2 separate regions of the Homo sapiens genome follow, and region 1 is linked to region 2. A link is a contact called in ENCODE Hi-C or POLR2A ChIA-PET data. All regions are on one chromosome and are shown on one strand. Each heading gives the region's core, a stretch centred on a gene start or an enhancer-like site at or near the end of the contact. The rest is flanking DNA. Distances are from core to core; before and after follow the strand shown. Region 1 holds the start of ZDHHC13 (zDHHC palmitoyltransferase 13). Region 2 holds the start of SAAL1 (serum amyloid A like 1).

Region 1 (3,300 bases), core at 801-3,300, 1.0 Mb before region 2:
AATCATATGAACCCGGGAGGCGGAGATTGCAGTGAGCCGAGATCGCGCCACTGCACTCCAGCCTGGCAACAGAGCAAGACTCTGTCTGAAAAAAGAAAAAAAAGATGAGGTCAGAAAGGAAACTGCAGACCTGATTGTATAGGCAAATCCTGGCAAAAATCCAACAGCACCGATCTTGGAATCAAAAGAACCAAATTCAATGAGAGCAGTAATGTTTTTGTCTGTTTTGTTCACTAATTTATCACAGCACCTAAAACGGTGCCTGGCAGACATTCAAAACACATTTGCTGAATGAACGACTGAAGTCTTGGCTCTATCACTTAGCAGCTATTTGACTTGTAGCAAGTGATTCCAGTTTTCTGAGCCTCTGTTCTCATTTCTAAAATCAGAATAATCATTTCTCCCCACCTCAGAGGATTATAGTGAGGATCAAAAATGGGGAAGTATTTTGCAAACTGCAAAGCAGTATATATAGGTGAGGTCTTCACATTACTGAAAAAGTGAACAAGAGCAATTATTATTAACAACGACAATGATCTCTCTACCTTTCCCTACTAAATTCAACCACCAAATCATTCTCTCCCTCTCTATAGGCCATGGAACTGGGACAAGGCTAATCTTCCCTTCAGCATGAGAGAGTGAACTTTAAGCACTTGAAGCCTTCTGTAAATGAGTGGCAGTAATTAAGACATAATAGTTACTCCTACCAACTTTTCTTTGAGCCTCTCTGAGAAAAAGAATGAGGCGCTGTTTCCATGTGAAGATTCAACACCCTTTGGTAAAATCCAGTCTGCCTGAGAACTATTTTTTTTCTGTTAAAATTCAAGAATAACCAATAAGAACACCTTGACATTTCCCCAGACATCTTGTCCCTCACTTAAACCTACACAAGATCGTGCTGAAAGAAGGGAAAGGGAAAGCATGAGGAACACTCTCGGGACTGGAAAAACGTTTTTAGAGATCAGGTAATCCAATCATCCCAAACTGAGAATCTACCGCCTAACTGATTCCAGCTGAAGACAGCTTTAGTGTTCGTTCTCATCTGTATATGGGGATAATATCTTCTTAAGGATGCTTCAATTCTGGAATAAAATAATGCATATGAAAGCATCTGACATGGGTTATGCACTCACTAAAACTGGCTGAACCTGGAAATTCTGCATTTATTCAATAAATATTAAGTGAACGTCTACAATATACTAGTCAGTACTCTAGGCACTAGGAAAGGGCCATAAGCAAAAAGCACAAAAATCTTGTTTTCTTGGAGACAACATCTACCTCCTGTAACTTCTCCGACTGGCCCGCCTGGCTTCTTTGGACCTCCGTCTGGCTTTTATATAACACCTCCTCCACGGAATATTGTCCTTTGAGATTCTGCAGATCGCTGTGGTGTACCTCCCCTCTCCACGCCCCTTTCCTCCATCCTAAACAAGCAGCCTTAATTATTTCAAGGAGTAAGCAAGGATGCGGAAACAGGAGCGAAAACTGGACTGGGTGGGGTGAAGGCGGGTGCTAAGACGCCAGGGCTGAAAAAGAAATCAACAGAACCGCTCCGACTCCGGGCCAACGTCAAGACGGGCGGGTCCGAATCAGGTGTGTCACCTGACACCTCTCCCGGGAAGGGCCATCGTCCCCTCCCCAGGCCCACAGAGGTCCCCGCCGGGCTCCGGGTACCGGCCCCAGGGGGCGCCCTGGCCAGGGATGGAGGCTGGAGGGGCCGGCTCGGGCCCTCACCCCTCAGTCCTCGCCTTTTCTTCCCAGTCGCCTCAGAGACAATTTCCAGCATCGTTCGTGGTGTTTCCAGGCTCCCGCTTCCCAGACCTAGGCCCCGCCGCTCCCGAAACCCCCTCATCGAGCGGCCTCTCACCCACACCATCCTTTCCTCCACAGCTGCAGCCGCTCTCCCGGCCCCCAGGACAGCCACCGCCCGGCCGCACTCACCTGCGAGCCCAGCCCCGGCCCCTCCATCTCCCCAGGAGCCCACAGCGGCTGAGGCTACTAGGCAAGTAGCGACTGCCGCCAGCCCGCCAGCCCGCCTTGGGTCGCCTCTTCTCCCACTTCCTGCTGGCGCCCTCACCTCCGCCGCTGCGGTCCCCGCTCGTGCCCTGAGCCGTCAATCGGTCCCGGAGAACCAATCCCAGCCCTCCATCGGCTAGGGGCGGGACTTTCTCACCTCCTGGGAAGCCCGCTGTGAACAGCTCGCCAGAGGCTCCACCCCCGGCCCGCCCGTGCCGGTCGCTCCCCCAGCCCCAGCCCAGGACCGAGCGCCCCTCCCTGCCCCAGGTGCCACGGGCCCCAGATGTGCGTCCAGGGTCAGGATCAGACTGTTATTCCAACGTCAACCACCATCTATTGAGAGCAAATCTGGACTTGGCTACTTAATTGCTAAATGACCTTGTGAAAGTCTCTTATTTTACCTCAATTTTCTCATCTGTGAAATGAGGAAAATAAGGGTACCTACTTCATGGAATTATCAGGAGGATTAAATGAGAAAACGCATGTAAAGCCCCTCAGCCCGTGCGTTACATATAAAAAGGAATCAATAGATGTTAGCTATTTAAATGTTTTCCACTCCATTTGCGTGATCTTGGGCAAGTCACCTCTACCGCCTGAGGTTCTGTTTCCTCAAATGAAACAAAAAATGAGTTCTACGGCGCAGGCTAGAGGGGGAGTGGGCGAGAGCCTCCCACTTGAAGTGCACCTCCCCCCTGACCTCCACGACCCTTTGTGGAGGGCACTGGAGGAGCTGGCATTTAAGCCCTGTCCAGCTTGAAGGTCTATGAAGCAAGCATTAGGGATGGCTCCTTCCCTTGGGGCGTTCCAGTGGGGCAGTGGGGCTCTCCTACTTCAGCCCCGAGTAAACACTGGGGTTTTTCTAGCCCAGCACTTAACACAGTTCTTTGTAATGGTTCCTTAGATGTGTCTGTTGCCAAGTGGAACCAGATTAAGACCTTTAGAAGCTAATTTGAAAACGATCTGAAAACATTATGACTTCCTTATTTTATAAAAATAATACTAAATCATAAAATAAATAAATAGAAATCCAACAAAGTGCTGGGTTTTCCATGGAAAATATTGCTATGATACAATAAAATCGTAGATGTATTACTATTGCTTTAGTGTCTGTGTCCTTTGGGCACGTCAGCCCTGGCTTGCCCCCAAAAGCCCAAACCCTTTGAGGATAGGAACCATGTCAGATCCATCTCTGAACTCCCAGTGTCTAACACAGCACTGGGACATGGAAAATGCTCAGCACAATTTTAATGAATGATGGATGGATGGATGTACAGGCGTGTCATT
Region 2 (3,480 bases), core at 180-2,679:
TATAACAGCAGCAAAAATGTAATTCTGCAATTACAAAAGTGCTAAACTGAAATCCATAATTAAGGTTTTCTCATGTTTACAATTGTGGTTCTTTAATCAATACTAATACTATGCAGGTCTGTTGTAAGGTTTCTAGATTCGGTTTAAACACACGCACACAATACTGTCAGTTGTAGGAGGCTTTACAAGTTATATTTCATGCACTTTTTTTTAAAGAGTTCTAAAAGAGCCAACCAGTCCACAAGACAGACAGAAAAAAAGTTAAATTAACTGGAGTAAATTGGACTCTTAACATTCGAAACATGCAAGATTCTGCAGCAAACTGGGAGTACTTCAGGATTGGCCTGCTATCTTCCTTAGTATTAATTTCATCTTAACAGTTTAAGAAGTTGGACATTTTAACACCATCAAGCGCATTTAGGTGACGTGTTTCTTGTGTGTTAACTTGGCTCCCCGGAATGATCTAGTTAGTGAACTAGTCACTAATAATTTGGTCACCAGGCAAATCAAGCCTACACGAAAGGAAGCGACTATTCAAAATACCGTAGTATCATCTGAACCTACCCAAATAATTTATGTTCAACATAAACATGTAACTTCAATAATGAGATGACTCATTAATGAGTCAAGCTCCTCCAACAAGACAAAGACAACATCTCTTCTTCTAAGGTTTAAGTTTTGCATAGAAATCCGGATACATGGAATAGCCCATACCAACAGTCATTGCTCCTACAACAAAGCTGGACTGCCACACGCATGTGGATCAGGTGACGTGATATTTTAGTATTTCCCCTGCTTTTCAATTTGTATAATCCGTATGCAGCAACTACTGCAAAACCTGCCATTCCAATGGGGACAAATGGTGCCTCTTTAGTTTTTCGAATCACTTTGGATCCCTGGAATCCCTCACAAGCCATCCAGCTTCCCCTACGGATATTTTTAGGAATGGCAACAGTGGCCAGAGATCAGAGGATTATATTATTAGGGTTATACAACTTTTATATAAAAAAAGTGGCTTCTGACCAGGCGCGGTGGCTCACGTTTGTAATCCCAACACTTTGGGAGGCCGAGGCAGAAGGATTGCTTGAGCCAGAAGTTCGAGACCAGCCTGGGCAACATAGATCAGAAGGCGAATAGAATAAGTCCGCTAGCTTTGAGATTCACATCTGTTCCTGAGGCTTCCTCACTGCTCCCCACCCTTCCTTCTTCAATCAGTCTAAGAGCTCCTGGAGAAATGGAACACCTGATTCAGTGAGGGTGACAAATAATTATGAGTATGTTCGTGCCAGGGTCCTCGATAGGATGGGGTGGGGGAGGTCAAGCCGCCTTGGCAGCTGGCCAGGCTCCGAACAGCAGATGGCGCTGTAGGGGGAGTCCCACCGGGTACGCCGGGCGCTCTGGCACTAGGGCGCCGGTCGTCTCCTCCGCAGCTTCCGGCACGGCCTTCAAGCGCGGGACGCGACAAAGTCATGGACCGCAACCCCTCGCCGCCGCCGCCGGGTCGCGACAAGGAGGAGGAGGAGGAGGTGGCCGGTGGAGACTGCATAGGGAGCACGGTCTACAGCAAACACTGGCTCTTCGGCGTCCTCAGCGGACTCATCCAGGTGTGGAAACTCGCGCCACGCGTGGGGTGTCCCTACATCCCCCAGGCACCGGGGCTCCGCCTCTGGCGAATCCTCCTGCCCCGGGAGCCGCCATCCCCACAAAGACCCCTCCCCAGGCGTGCGCTGCGGGACCTTGCTCCTTGCGTTTCGCCGGCCGCTGCGGACCCCAAAACTATCTGGGCCCCCTCGGGGTCTCTCGACACAAAGGGAAGTATAATGGTAGGGATGCTGAAATACTTGCCGTTCTATTTTGCTTTCCCAAGTTCTCCAAAAATACATGATCGTGTAACTGCATTCCTCGGGTTTTGCTCCCCATCCCCACTGTCATTTCTGAAGCCCAGGTCCTTAATTTATGTATTTCATGGACTATCGTTGTAATAGAATAAATGGTGACTTTAGGGTTATACAACTTTTATATTAAAAACGTGGCTTCTGACCAGGCGCGGTGGCTCACCTCTGTAATCCCAACACTTTGGGAGGCCGAGGCGGAAGGATCGCTTGAGCCAGGAGTTTGAGACCAGCCTGGGCAACATAGACCTGGTTTCTACAAACTTAAAAAAAAAAAAAAAAAAAAGCCGGTCGTGACGGTGCACGCCTGTAGTCCCAGCGACTCAGGAGGCTGAGGCTGGAGGATCGCTTGAGCCTGAAGTTGGAGGCTGCAGTGAGCTATGATCCAGCTTCTGCACTCCAGGCTGGGGGACGGAGTAAGACCCTGTCTCAAAAAAACAAAAAACGCAGCTTCCTTACCCACTAGCTGCAGGTCACCTAACGGCTCAGAACCTCTATTTGTCCCTTAATTTCTATAAAATGGGATTATAATATTTATATTATATATAAGGTTATTGTGTAGGTTAAGTGAGATTATAATGGCAACAGAGTGCTTAGCATGGTGTTTGGCTTATAGGAGGCTGTCAGTAAATGTGTTTTCTTCCCCCCATGTTTCCCTAATTGGTTCCTCTCCTCCTATTGTCTATCCTCTCCAGTCAATTTTCTACACAGCTGCCAGAATAATCTTCTTTAAAGACAGGGCTATTCATGATACTGCTCTTAGTTCTTTTTGCCTGGGAGAAAAATGCATGTTTCTTGAAGTTTGGAATCCAGGGCTGTTTGTACATTTTCCAGCCTCATCTTCTCATGATACACTGTGTTCCATCAACTCTGAACTGTTCACCATCCCCAAACATGCTAGGCCCTTTCTTAACTCTGAACTCTTGTGCTTTCCTCTGAATACTCACTTCTCTCCTTCTTCACATGACAAACTACTATTCTTCCTTTAAAATTTAGCTTAAATATCAGCACCTAAGGGAAGGTTCCCCATCTTCTCCTAGGAATAGGTCATTGGTCCATCGTTTTTGCTACCAGAACTCTTTGTCCACAATTCAGTTGAATCACTTTGCCTTTTCTAATATGACTATCCCTTTACATGTCTTTCCCCACTAGATCCTAAAAGTTAAAAAAAAAAAAAAGCTTAAATGTAAGGGATTATATCTTACTTGTCTTTGTATATCTACCCCAGTGCCTAGCAACAGTATTTACTTTGTGAATGTTGAAAGAGTAGATCTACCCAAGGTACTACATTTTTAAAAGAAGATTTTTGCAAGAGAAGATACTTTGCTGATAGCCTCTTTGTGACTTCTAAACGATTATGGGTTAATATTAAAGTAAGTGCTCACTTAACATCAGTAGGTTCTTGGAAATTGTGACTGTAAGCAAAATTACTGATAATGAAACCAATTTTACCATAGCTAATTGATATAAACAAGAGTTAAGTCCCTGTGGCATATTTCTGGACACAAGAACATCACCAAACTTCTAAATGAGGACCTAAAACACTTCTAATATTAAACATTGAGATAAATGTGAGCTATAATACGTT

Evidence for each region. A loop is a pair of places that touch in the nucleus more often than their neighbours do. ChIA-PET counts read pairs that join two places held with the same protein, here RNA polymerase II (POLR2A). Pooled maps may share reads with other maps.
Region 1: a map of naive thymus-derived CD4-positive, alpha-beta T cell shows a loop between it and region 2 (4-fold over the local background). The contact joins the promoter of ZDHHC13 here to the promoter of SAAL1 in region 2. A Hi-C loop is called at or near these places in 1 of 168 maps with a recorded cell type or tissue (naive thymus-derived CD4-positive, alpha-beta T cell), 2 of 37 single-sample maps with no recorded cell type and 8 of 50 pooled maps. POLR2A ChIA-PET finds 5 or more read pairs at or near these places in 1 of 52 experiments (PC-9).

Annotation. Positions count from the first base shown.
Region 1 is chr11:19,115,918-19,119,217 of GRCh38, reverse strand. ZDHHC13 (zDHHC palmitoyltransferase 13) reads right to left here and starts at 2,050. Exons shown (of 17, transcript NM_019028.3): 1 at 1,942-2,050. The coding sequence starts at 1,968. RefSeq lists silencers at 1,631-1,860, 1,951-2,030, 2,081-2,320.
Region 2 is chr11:18,104,031-18,107,510 of GRCh38, reverse strand. It overlaps SAAL1 (serum amyloid A like 1), which reads left to right and starts at 1,429. Exons shown (of 12, transcript NM_138421.3): 1 at 1,429-1,604. The coding sequence starts at 1,470. It also overlaps the pseudogene HIGD1AP5. RefSeq lists enhancers at 1,224-1,273, 1,424-1,683.